Linked DNA regions of Homo sapiens: region 2 is linked to region 1. The links are chromatin contacts, found by Hi-C or POLR2A ChIA-PET in ENCODE. All regions are on one chromosome and are shown on one strand. Each heading gives the region's core, a stretch centred on a gene start or an enhancer-like site at or near the end of the contact. The rest is flanking DNA. Distances are from core to core; before and after follow the strand shown. Region 1 holds the start of ESCO1 (establishment of sister chromatid cohesion N-acetyltransferase 1). Region 2 holds the start of TTC39C (tetratricopeptide repeat domain 39C).

Region 1 (5,975 bases), core at 1,661-4,160:
AAACTGATTATATATAGTTTTAGAAAAGAAAATAAGGCCAGGCACGGTGGCTCATGCCTGTAATCCCAGCACTTTGGGAGGCCGAGGAGGGTGGATCACCTGAGGTCCGGTGTTCCAGATCAGCTTGACTGACATGGTGGAACCCTGTCTCTACTAAAAATACAAAAAAATTAGCTGAGCGTCATGGCGGGCACCTGTAATCCCAGCTAATTTGGAGGCTGAGGCAGAATTGCTTGAACCAGGGAGACGGAGGTTGCAGTGAGCCAAGATCACGCCACAACACTCCAACCTGGGCAACAGAGCAAGACTCTGTCTCAAAAAAAAAAAAAAAAAAAAGAAAATACAGCATAAATTGCAGGCATGAATTATGTATCGAAAATACATGATTTATTTCGTTTCTTGTTTTTTTAAGGCCACTGGCTGGGATCAGACACCAGGGTCAGCAGAGCAACAAGCTGCTATGGCCTAGGCTCCTGGCCGGAGGGCTATGATTTCATATGGTCTGATATTTGCACGAATTCCTATGCTCCTGATTGAGGCCAATTTAGCACATAGAGTGGAATAGACTACTCAGAAGCAGAGGCCTATTTTGTGAGAATCGACACTCATAAATATGGTTTCTTTGTATGCCAGAATTTGAATTACTATAGACAAAGTAGTTTATCCAACCAAAAGAAGTCCCACCAGTTGTCTGGCAATCAGAAGACGAAGATGAAGGGAAACATAGGTCAGGTCTCCTGATAAATAACCAGCTTTTAACCAGACCAGTAGTTTACTCCTGTTCCCCCGCCCCACCCCCCGCCCCCAATTTGAGCTGTTTGGCATATGTCATTAAAGTGTGTATCAGGGACTGGAGCTGAAGGTGGAAGCAGCGGACAGGTCTTTGCCAAGTAACACAACTATGGTAATGTGAAGAATGGCCTCACCCATCAATACCTCCCAAACAGCTGGGATTACAAACGTGAGCCACTGCGCCCAGCCTCGTTTTTGTTTTTAAGCCATAACATCTCCCTGCGCAAACTGACAGGCAGCTCACTATTCGTGGAAGATGAATTGTCAGAAAAACATCAGGTTTGACAAACTTAGAGCACATTTTGGTTGTACTTGGCTTCAAAGAAGGAGGGCAGGAAGGGGAAAACCCATTTATGATCACCTCTTCCCATTCTGAAATGCAGAAGTACCGAACTAGCCTCACAGTTCCGCAAATAAGCAAAGGGTAGCACAGAACATATGTTCAAAAGCAGTCTAGTAGCCGGAGCAGTGGCTTAGGCCTGTAGTCCCAGCGCTTTGGGAAGCCAAGGAGAGAAGAGAGGATCACTTGAGGCCAGGAGTTCGAGATCAGCCTGGGCTGGTCTCAGTGAGACCTTATCCCTACAAAATATAAAAAAATTAGCCTGGCGGCCGGGCGCGGTGGCTTACGCCTGTAATCCCAGCACTTTGGGAGGCCGAGGCAGGTGGGATCACAAGGTCAGAAGTTCGAGACCAGCCTGGCCAAGATGGTGAAACCCCGTCTCTACTAAAAATAAAAAATTAGCCGGGCATGGTGGCAGGCACCTGTAGTCCCAGCTACTCAGGAGGCTGAGGCAGGAGAATTCCTTGAACCTGGGAGGCGGAGGTTGCAGTGAGCCGAGATCGTGCCATTGCACTCTAGCCTGGGTGACAAGAGTGAGACTCCATCTCAAAAAAAAAAAAAAAAATTAGCCTGGCATGGTGTCGTGGGCTTCATACATGCAGTTCTCAGGGAGGCTGAGGCAGGTGGGATCGCTTGAGCCCAAGTCGAGGCTGCAGTGAGCCGTTACTGTGCCACTGCACACCAGCCAGGGCTACACAGCAAGATCCTTCCTGTCACAAAAGAAAGAAGTGTGGGAACCATGAATCCTAGTGATAGAATCTTGGATTCTATCTCTAGAGGCGTCCAAGAGCGAGCCAAAGCTTTGTCTGAACACTCAGTCTGACTAAGTCTAGCAGAATATTTTACAATTTCTGATGATTCTTGCACTCTGATACACAGGAAGAAAGTGTGCAAGGAGAGGGCGAAGCCCTGCATTTTTTGGAGGTGCTGGAGGGCAGTGTAGGGACTGCACCCTCCTTTTTTTTTTATTTGAGACAGGGTCTCACTCGTCCAGACTAGAGTGCAGTGGCCCAGTCTCAGCTCACCACAACCTCCGCCTCCCAGGCTCAAGGGATTCTCCCGCCTCAGCCTCTCGAGTAGCTGGGATTACAGTCGCACGCCACTACCACCCGGCTAATTTTTGTATTTCTAGTAGAGACGGGGTTTCACCATGTTGGCCATGTTGGCCAGGCTGGTCTCGAACTCCTAACCTCAAATGATCCACCCGCCTCTGCTTCCCAAAGTGCTGGGATTACAGGCGTGAACCACCGCGCCCGGCCCCACCCTCCTTCTTTACATTGGCTCATATGGAAGACCAAAGGCACTTGGATTATACATCGCAGACAGAAGCAGCCAAAACCTACATGGCAACCAGTTGCGACAAATTTCCAAGGTAAACCACAACCGCTGGGGGCCTGGGTGGTTTTCAGCTCAAAGCGATGACCCCAGGAACGACAAGCGGCCGCCGCTAGGGGGCGCCGCCACTTCCCTGCCAGGCGACCACCCGCGGAGGCGCGCGCGCTAGGCCTCCCACCGCGCCTGCGCTGAGGATGGACACTAGCTCGCCTTTCCTCGACGCCCAGCCGTCCGGGCCGGGGTGAAAAACTGCGTGACACGCAGTGAGCGTGGCGGCCATCTTCGTCTTCTGGGCACGTCAGCTGAGCCGGTTAGGGCTGAAGAGGAGCGTTGCGCAAGCGCACCCAAGACGGTCACAGGTAACTCCCATCTGACGAGCGAGGCGTCGCCGTCGTCGCCGGAAGTTTGGTGTTTGCGCCGCGGGGGAGGCGGCGGCCGCAGCAGAAGCAGCTGAGTGTCTCCTGATACCCGGATGTGAGGCGATCCGCTGGCGCTAGTCTGACCCTCCGCCAGGCAAAAGGAAGGTACGCGAGCGTCCCTGACGGTCCCCGCCGCCTGTGTCTTCACCTCTCTTTTGCCAGCCCCTTCAGGGAGCGGACAGTTCTCCCTCTTCCTGTTCCACCCTCGGTGGCGTGTTGCCTCGCACGCCCCTTCCTACTGCTCCGGTCCCAGCTCTTCGCGCCCCTGGGAGGGAGGTGGGAGGCTCTAGGCTCCAAGACGCCGTCGCTTGAGGTAGGCAGCTAACGTGCTCGCGTGTCCGCGCACCACCTGCCGCTGTTTGCTGGGCGGTCGAAGTTCATAAGGGGTCGTGACCGCCGACGGGGCAGGGCCGGAGTTCCCAGCACTGCCGCGAGGGCTCCGGGAGCCCCGAGGTGGCGCGCAGCCATTGCTAGCACCGGGGCAGCGCCAGTGCTGGTCCCGCAGGTAGCTCCGGGCCCCGTCTCCGCCCCCTGCGTTTTCTCTTCCCGGCGCTTCACCGGAGCCAGTCCCTCGCCGCCTCCTGGCGCAACCCGCTGACCCGGCCTGAGCCTGGAGGCCTCTGCAGTTTGCGGGGCGCGATGTGGGGTCTTGGTTTTACAGCCTTCAGTTTGGGAGGGGAGCGGGCCCAAGGTCATAGAGTAACTCATGCTGCAAATGGGGGTCTCGGCACAGGTAGGGCGGCTCTGGAGTAGAAATGAGTGCATTGAGGGCCGCAGTGAAGTTTATAGCGATGGAGAGAGGCGAACCAAAGAGAATTGGGTCCTCGATTTTTATCACGGGTTAAGATTATTTTACTATGGGGGTTTATTTTGCACAGGCAGAATGGGATAGCAAGTCCAACAATTCGAAGACTACCTCCTCTCCCTCCGCCTCTCAATGATGCGTCCGAAAATCCGGCGTGTGCTTTATTTTCCGGGGCGATGGGGACGCAGCGGGGACCAGGGGAGGGAGGAAGAGGAGGAGGAAGGAGCTCAAGCTTTGCGATTTGAGAAGTACTATGAACCATGTTTTCTGTAGTCTTAGCTGCAATGAGATTCCTTTAAACAGGAATCGCAGCACACAGTATCTAGATAGTATTACAAAACGATATCTCAATAAATAAGCTTCGCAGGAAACAAAAGCGCTACTTGGTGGCATAAGGTGTGGTTAGTCCCCCCACCAGCATTGGCTTTTTTAAAAAAGTGGATAAAACATAGATTTCAGTTGAAAACATCCAGGTTGCAGTGAACTATGCTATATTCACTTTGTCTTCTGGTCAAGTACTTAGTTTCTGCTTTACACAGGACACCAACACGAATAAAGTTTTAAGTTATTATTTTATTTTGAGACGGGGTCTCGCTCTGTCGCCCAGACTGGATTGCAGTGGTGTAATCACTGTTCACTGCAGCCTTGACCTCCCTCCCCGGCCCCAAGCAATCCTCCCACCTCCGCCTCCCTGAGTGGCTGAGACTACAGGCGTCCGCTACCATGTTAGGCTAAGTTTTCTATTTGTTGTTGAGACGGCGTTTCGCCATGTTGCCCAGGCTGGTCTCGAACTCCTGGGATCAAGTGATCACCTGGGCCTCCAAAAGTGCTGGGATTACAGGCCTGAGCCACTGTGCCTGGTGAATTTTTTTTTTTTTTTGAAAAGCAAAAAATCTAATCAATGGAATTAGACATGGGAGTAGGATGAGAAGTGCTTTAAAACGTGCTTAATTTGGAAGTCGCAAATTCAGGCCTAGAGCATGTGAGGAAATGAGGAAACTAGGACTGTAATAGAGCCACTTTTTCCCTTTTAGGCAGAATGCAGAGTATCACTGTTGGGTCAGATATGTGACTTTGGAAGCACAATTCCAAAATTTGTCCTGGCTTACGAGCTAGAACTCCTTTATCATTGCTAACTGAGGAAAATATGCTATTGTCTCACCTTTCTCAATCAATATTATAATCCTGTAGTGAACAAGTAATTGTTTGTTTTTTTTTTTTGAGATGGAGTCTCACTCTGTCGTCCGGGCTGGAGGGCAGTGGCGAGATCTCGGCTCACTGCAATCTCCGCCTCCTGGGTTCAAGTGATTCTCCTGCCTCGGCCTCCCGAGTAGCTGGGATTACAGACAAGTGCCACCATGCCCGGCTAATTTTTTTGTATTTTTAGTAGAGATAGGGTTTCACCGTGTTGGCCAGGCTGGTCTTGAACTCCTGACCTCAGGTGATCCGCCTGCCTCGGCCTCCCAAAGTGCTGGGATTACAGGCGTGAGCCACCATGCCCGGCCAAGTAATTTTTTTAATGTCCGTCCCATACAAGGTGCTGGCATTTAAATTGATAAATTATGCTTCACAGAATAACTAAAAAAGTACCCTAATTAATGAATGCCATTAACTTCTTTTGCCAGATAGTCCTTTTTAGCTTGGTAATTTATTATGCAGAGCTGATTGTATTTATTCTGTTAATGAACGTGACCAGCGCTGCACAGTTCGAATAATGGATTTTTTTGTAATAGTTAAATATTTTTTCATGACTTTTATTGGCAGATTTTTGTACCACATAGAGTTCTTGGAATACCTTCTATTGAAGGTGATTAAAATTTAGGTACTAGAAACCAACTCCAGTAAAATTGTTACTGTAGATAATTAAGGACTATATTACCCCTTTTGTAACCCTGACTTTCATATTTTTCTGTGGATCATTCAATGAAAATCCTTTGGTTCTGTTTTTCCTGTATAAGTTCTGTATTATAGCTGTATTATAATACTGTAGTTACTTTTGGCAAATAAGAGCATTCTGTTAACCCAGCCATCATGTCTTGTCTTTTCCTGAGGGGAAGGGGCATATACATCTTATGCTTGATTGCATTACAATGCTTAAAGGAAGATTTATATCCTCTGCTCTGTTCAGCTTCCTTTAGACATTTATGGCAGCACGTGTAAGATTCACACAAAAACTCAGAGGGTAAATTAAAAGGTGGTATTAAGTATTACTTTAATGTAGTGGTTCTCAAACTTTTTGGTCTTAGGATCCCCTTACACTCTTAAAAATTATGTAGGACTCCAA
Region 2 (6,142 bases), core at 2,449-4,948, 2.4 Mb before region 1:
ACTAAAGGTCTGAGTGCACGTCACATATGCAAACAGTGAGTGAGGAAGGGAATGAGTGTGTGTGTGTGGAGGGGGAGCGACTGCTGCTAGACTAGAGCACTGGGCACTAAGACCAAGATCAGGAACTTGACTTCAGGTGGTCAAGATCACGAACTTACAAACACATGGACTTGGGTTCAAAGCAGAAGCGCCCTCCAGCAGGACAAATCTATCCTAACCTTTGGGAAAACACCTCAAAGTGCATAATGGTGGCTCAGCACCACCAAAGGGCAGTTTGTTGCTACATTATTACTATACTTCCAATAGAAAGGCAGCTACAGTTTCAAATCCCAACCAGGGAGCTGCCCTATATTCCAAAAGAAGGCTTCTAACTGTGCATATATTTCTAATTCCTATATGCATAATATCTGAATTATACAATCCAGACTTGCCACGAATTCAAGAGTGGCCTTCAGGATAATCTGTTTCTACAAAGTAACCATTTCTCATCAGGCAGCTGTTGATAAACTTTCACCATTCTAGTAAGGTGGCATGAGAAAATGACCTTCTTGCTTTAATAAAAAATATTGTTACACTAGATACAAAATACGTTTCTACTGTTAAATTGTAACAATAAGACTCTGGAAGGTTTACTAGTAGAGGAAGGGTGTCCCCCTGTGATAAACAATCATTAAAAAAGGAGACAGAGAGGGTAATTTGCCTATCCCTGTTATGTAGATAAAATGAGCCAGGGGGGTGCTCCTCAAACATTTATCAAGTCACTGCTGAGCCTTCAGCAGGCCATTTAACTTTGGAACAGAAAGGGAAGTTTCCCAATGCATAACAGAGTCTTAAATCCTTCATACGTAATACGTAAGATGAACTTTAAATAGAAAAGCTACCTGCACACAGGACATTGTGTCTTGTACTCGAACTATGCAGTCAAGAAGAAAACACAATACTAGCGGGGAAGGCACCACGTACAGAAGCTAGCTAGAGTTTATTGAGTGCTTACACTTAGTCGGGGCCATGGATTATTTCTTTTCATTCTAACCACCACACGATAATGTGGGTACTCTTACTGTTACTCCTATTTTATAGATAAGGAAGCAAATTTTGAGAAACCAAAGTCAGCAGCCACAAAATGGCAAAAGACTGGAACCCAGGTTGCAGGACTCTGGTCCATGATCACACCTGTATGCAACCGTGCTTTCCAAAACATACATCAGAAGCACCTTTTGGGAGGGGGGAAGAACGCAATGATTGTCCACACCACAAACAAATCAGATGGAGCCAAGGAAAGCTGATAGGATGATACCATCTCTGTCTACCTGTCTTTTTCCCTCCCACCATCTCTAAAAAAGGCTTTTTAACATTGCTGGAAAATAAGGTCTCAGAGCAGATGACAAATTATCATAAATTTAGTGAGGGAAGCAGAATGGTAAAATGAAAAGAGTCCTTGATTTAGAACTATAGTGTTTGTGTCCTGGTCCACAGTAAAAACTAAGTCTCATGTCCCTCGTTACAAAACTGTCATGATAAGATACACCTCACTCTTTTGTTGTCATGAGAATAGTGAGAATATATAAGGGAATGTGTCTAGCACTGTGCTTGGCAGAAAAGAGGTACTACAGTTTTCCCTGCCTTATCTTCAGTTCCCATTTCAAAATACAAGCAGACAGCACCTAGCTATACAAGGTAAATATTCCCTGGACACCTCCAACGCACTCACCCACAGAGAAGTATCTTTGAAGGGGCATCTCTCTGCTGTTGCTGGGAGAGAGTTTTCCAACCACTCATATACTGCCTTCTATTAACAGTGCATAAAATTTCTTAGATAGTGCAAAAATTTCATGCTTTCAATGTAAAGGTAGTATTTTCGCCTACTAAAGAAGGGTTAAAAAAGACCATTAAAATAAATATCACAGGAGACTTCAAAGCAAGAAGTACTTAAACATGCAAGTACCTAAATCATCAACTAAAAAGGGTAAATTTGACTCTACAACTATCTCCATCCTTCTCTCATACGACACAAACTGGTAGTCTAAAAAAGGAATCATAGCACGGTACAGGAAATATTCACACCTTTTTTCCTGAGGGCTTCTTAAAAACTACAAAAGAGAAATTGTGTGACAAGTAAACCTTTTAAATCCCCCATCAACAGCCTTTGATGAAACTCCATCTTGAAACCAGACCTGTATGCTTTAAAAATGAAATGTTCTAAGTAAAGCGAAGTTGTTTTTACTTTCAGACCAAAGGGGGGAAAAAATCACCGATTTAAAAGTAAAAGGGCTTTAGTGAAAAGTTCACAGTTGTGAGATACTTGCTTCGCCATTAAGAAGGTGGAAGCTCTGCTGGGTAGAAACCACCATTCTCTGAGGTCTGAGACTTTAGGCATTCTCATTCTTACAGACTCTGTCTCCCGGTCACAGTTGTACATTGGTCCTCTCATTCCAACCAAACTACAGGGTCTCCATAGCGTGAAGCATGTGGTCCTTAAACGTGTTGGGGAAAGCTGCTAATCAACGTCCTTAAGGCTCGTCAACAATCAGACGGCAAATCACAAACTTGCTTCCTCAACCCGAGAACAAACACTCCAGGTCCCCAAAGAAATGAAGGTTCCTTCCACTCCCACAGGAAAACTACCAGGTTTCAGTTCTTTCGCTTTATTTTTTAAAAGACAAATAAAAAATTAACTGAACACACGTGTTTTCCTACCATTCTCATACTTTTTAAAAATCCCTCCATTTTCTTCCTTCCTTTATTTACGTTGGAAAAATTCTTAATAAATAACGCCTGCTTGAAAGACATCAGGAACTCATTTTGAGGACTGAGTTTGCAGAAGACAAGGCAGAGAGATGAGTGGGCAGAGTTGAGCTGAAATTTTTAAATTCCTGCACGGCAAAGCAATTGTGCGTATCTGTTTTCAAACAATAAAAGCGTCTGGAATTGCACAATGTTGCAGAGCCATGCGAGGCGCGAGGAGCAGGCAGCCGGAGGGCTCCGTGTCACAAAGGCTGCCGGGGCAGCACGCGAGCCAGAGTCACGACAAGCCCGGGTCCCAGGCTCGCTGCTGCCTCAAATCTCATCCGGTCCCAAAGCCAGCTGCCCTGCAGAGAGGAGCCTACCGGCACCGGGCACGTCTGTGGGAGGGCGAGGCTGGGAGAAAGTGAGAGGGGGACTGCGGGCGCGCGGGGCGGGCGCGCGGCGGGTCCCGGGAGGGAAAGGACAACGGAGCCGGGGGTAGGGGGTGGACGAGGAGATGTGGCAGAGGCGCATTCCCTCTGGCTGATCTTGCCAGGGAGGAGACCTGAGGACCGGAATCGGTGACCGACAGGAGGGGGAGGGGGCTCCCGGGGGCCGCAGGTCGAGGCGCGTGAGCCGGACACGAGGTGCGCGCTGCAGGGTTGGGGAATCGGGGACGCGTGGGTCACCTGTATTGTTTGAAAAGCTGGTCCGACTCCCTGAAGCCGTTGTTGAGCAGCATGTTGATGCCGGCCAGGGCCAGCTCCGCGTCCTGCAGGGGCGCCGCCGCCGCCGCTGCCGCGTCCGAGTCTCCGTCGTCCCGCCGCCGCGGCCGCTGCTGCTCCGAGCCGGCCATGGGCGTGCGAGGCCCTGCGCTGGGCCGAGGCGAGATCGGGAGCAGCTGCTGCGGCCCCGCGCGCGCCCGGAGCCCGGCTCTACCTGCCCGGAGCCAAGCGGAGCCGGGAGGGGAGGGGAGGGGAGGGGAGAAGACGGGAGGGAAGAGGAGGGAAGGACCGCGGAGGGAGGAGCCGCGGCCCGGCTGCGGCGCGGCGTGGGAGGTGGGCGTCCGGCCGCCGCCGCGGGGATTACTCAGCAGCACCCGCCCGCTCCTCTCGCGCCCTCCGAAGCACCCAACTCGCGCGGGCCCCGAAGCGGAATCCGTTTCCGGGTGTCTCTCACCCCGCCAAGCCGGTCCCCGAGCGGCGGCCGCCTCCACTTCCTGCAGCCCCCGCGCCCCGGCCCCTCCCGGGTCCCCAAGCCGCGCCTTCGCCCACCGCCCAGGACTGCTCGGACACACGCACGCGAGACCCGGAGACCCGAGCGCCCCACCCTCCCCCGAAGGGGCCGGACCCAGGAGTCGGGAGGAGGGCAAGGCGCGGAGGGAGAACGAGCGTGCGGATGTGGAAGGAAAGGGAAAGGGAAGGGGAACTCCGCCCGGGCCGCTATGCTAGCGCGCGGCGCTTTGTCCACGAGTAACTGAAACTCCACGAGTAACTGAAACCCCACGCAGCCCGCGCCCGCGACCCCAGACTTCATCCCGACCCTGGGGCCGCCCCCTAGGACCAGGGCAGCCAATTCCCGAGGAGGTGGGCGGCGGGGGCGGGGTCTCTGGCACCTGCCCCGCAGCTCCCCGGAGCCCCGCGCTGCGGGACTGCAAGGCAGAGCCCCTCGGATCCCGGTACCACCCACTCCAGCCCGCCACCAACATTTGCGCAGTGGGGCAGGAGGAGAAATGGAGGCCTATATGCCATGTGCCCAAATATTTAAAAGTTATAAATTCAGCTGCCAAAGTGTGTTCTATTCTCACACTGCCAATTATTCTTGCAAAGCTTTGGCGTTCATATGACCAAATGTCAGCAAAACATCAAAAGTGACTGAATTTAACCATTATCACAGAAGTCTCACTGTTCTGATGATGGGCTGGTGATATCTGGATGCCTAATATTCTAGAGACAAGCAATTCATAAATCATCTTTATGTTTTTTCCACAAATTTATTTTTCTCTAATTTAGCAAAATCCCTTAATGTAGTGTTGCAATCAAGATTATGCTCTAATGCCAAATTGGACAACCTTCCTTGAGTCGCTGTCGTTTTTAGAGTGTAGTTTATTAATTTCAACTTGAAGAAACTTTGCTGAAACATTTATAACAGAATTTTTTTTAAATGAAAGCAATCCTCAGGTTTAGAAATAACTCCTGAATTTTAAACATTATGTCATCCATTATCATGGGACCAATATAATAAGTTATTACAGAAAAATGCAAAATAATTTTGTCATGTAAGTTGCTTTTACTTATTTTGTAAATTGTACCATCCCTTATAAGAATATCTAAATCCATACAGGATTTTCAACTTTTATAAATAGAAATTTTAGAGTAATAAGAATTACTGCCACTCCTTAAGTGTCATGTGTAACTGTTGCAAAGCCATGCTAATTCTTGAGTACATCTGGAACCACAAACTGGAACACTGACAGAAGCAAGAAAATGGACGATTCACATCCTTGGGAAACAGTACGTTGTAATGCAGGAGTCACTGCATTCATGCTGTCTGAGAAGAAGGATTTGACAAGCTGACCTTTAAAAGAAAATCTAGGTTTTCTTGGATTTAACATAATGTTAGTCTCAAACATCAGCAGTGTCACCATCCTTCATGGCACTGAGAGGCTGTAACCTTTTGTTTTTAGGGCACTGAGCTAAAGATGAGAAGAAGCGTTCCCTGGAGCCTGCATGGCATCAATCATGAGAATGGATGTTGAGGGTTATGCACCCCACTGAGGCAGCACTGAATGCCAGATCCCAAGTTACAGAGGTGCTTGTATGTTTTTAAATAAATTTATGCGTGTGTGTGTGTGTGTGTGTGTGTGTGTGTGTGTGTTTTGATGGGCAGGGCCCTCAAACGCAGGTCTTAGGGACTGTACTGCTCATTGAGGCCCACATGAGGCCATTGGCATGGAGGGCTCCCCTGGCCACACACTGCCCGAGGTCACCCTGACAACATGCACTTACAGGCTGCTGGAACTTTGGATCTGTGGAACCATTTGCCCAGATCCCTGAAGCAGTCTAGTCAATAAGGGAGAGAAGCCAAGAGCAAAATATCAGACATAGGAGATAGCCTGCAGTCCCCCAACTGAGAAAGACAGCCAAGCACAGTCCTGTATGTCCCTATTACTGGGAAGAAAAAACAAGAATTTCAAGGAATTGATGACACTATGTTTATGAGTTATACTTGAGGCCCTGCAGCTGAGGATGTGGGGAGGGGTGAGCAAAGTCAGAGCACTCTTTGTGGGGCTAGTTCTGTCTCAAGAACCTCACACAGTCCGTTGTGCAGACAGGGAAATTTAATTGTTGAACAATTAAGGCAAGGACCACTGCAACCGCCCAGCACCCCACAATAGGCAGGGGAGGGGTGGCGTGGA

Evidence for each region. A loop is a pair of places that touch in the nucleus more often than their neighbours do. ChIA-PET counts read pairs that join two places held with the same protein, here RNA polymerase II (POLR2A). Pooled maps may share reads with other maps.
Region 2: a pooled map shows a loop between it and region 1 (8-fold over the local background). The contact joins the promoter of TTC39C here to the promoter of ESCO1 in region 1. A Hi-C loop is called at or near these places in 1 of 37 single-sample maps with no recorded cell type and 9 of 50 pooled maps. POLR2A ChIA-PET finds 5 or more read pairs at or near these places in 1 of 52 experiments (activated naive CD4-positive, alpha-beta T cell).

What each region holds. Positions count from the first base shown.
Region 1 is chr18:21,597,639-21,603,613 of GRCh38, reverse strand. It overlaps ESCO1 (establishment of sister chromatid cohesion N-acetyltransferase 1), which reads left to right and starts at 2,910. Exons shown (of 12, transcript NM_052911.3): 1 at 2,910-2,991. RefSeq lists enhancers at 1,281-1,360, 2,685-3,204, 4,272-4,566.
Region 2 is chr18:24,012,310-24,018,451 of GRCh38, reverse strand. TTC39C (tetratricopeptide repeat domain 39C) reads right to left here and starts at 3,698. Exons shown (of 14, transcript NM_001135993.2): 1 at 3,414-3,698. The coding sequence starts at 3,580. TTC39C-AS1 (TTC39C antisense RNA 1) reads left to right here and starts at 2,992. Exons shown (of 6, transcript NR_110796.1): 1 at 2,992-3,148; 2 at 5,411-5,535. RefSeq lists silencers at 3,282-3,461, 3,542-4,461.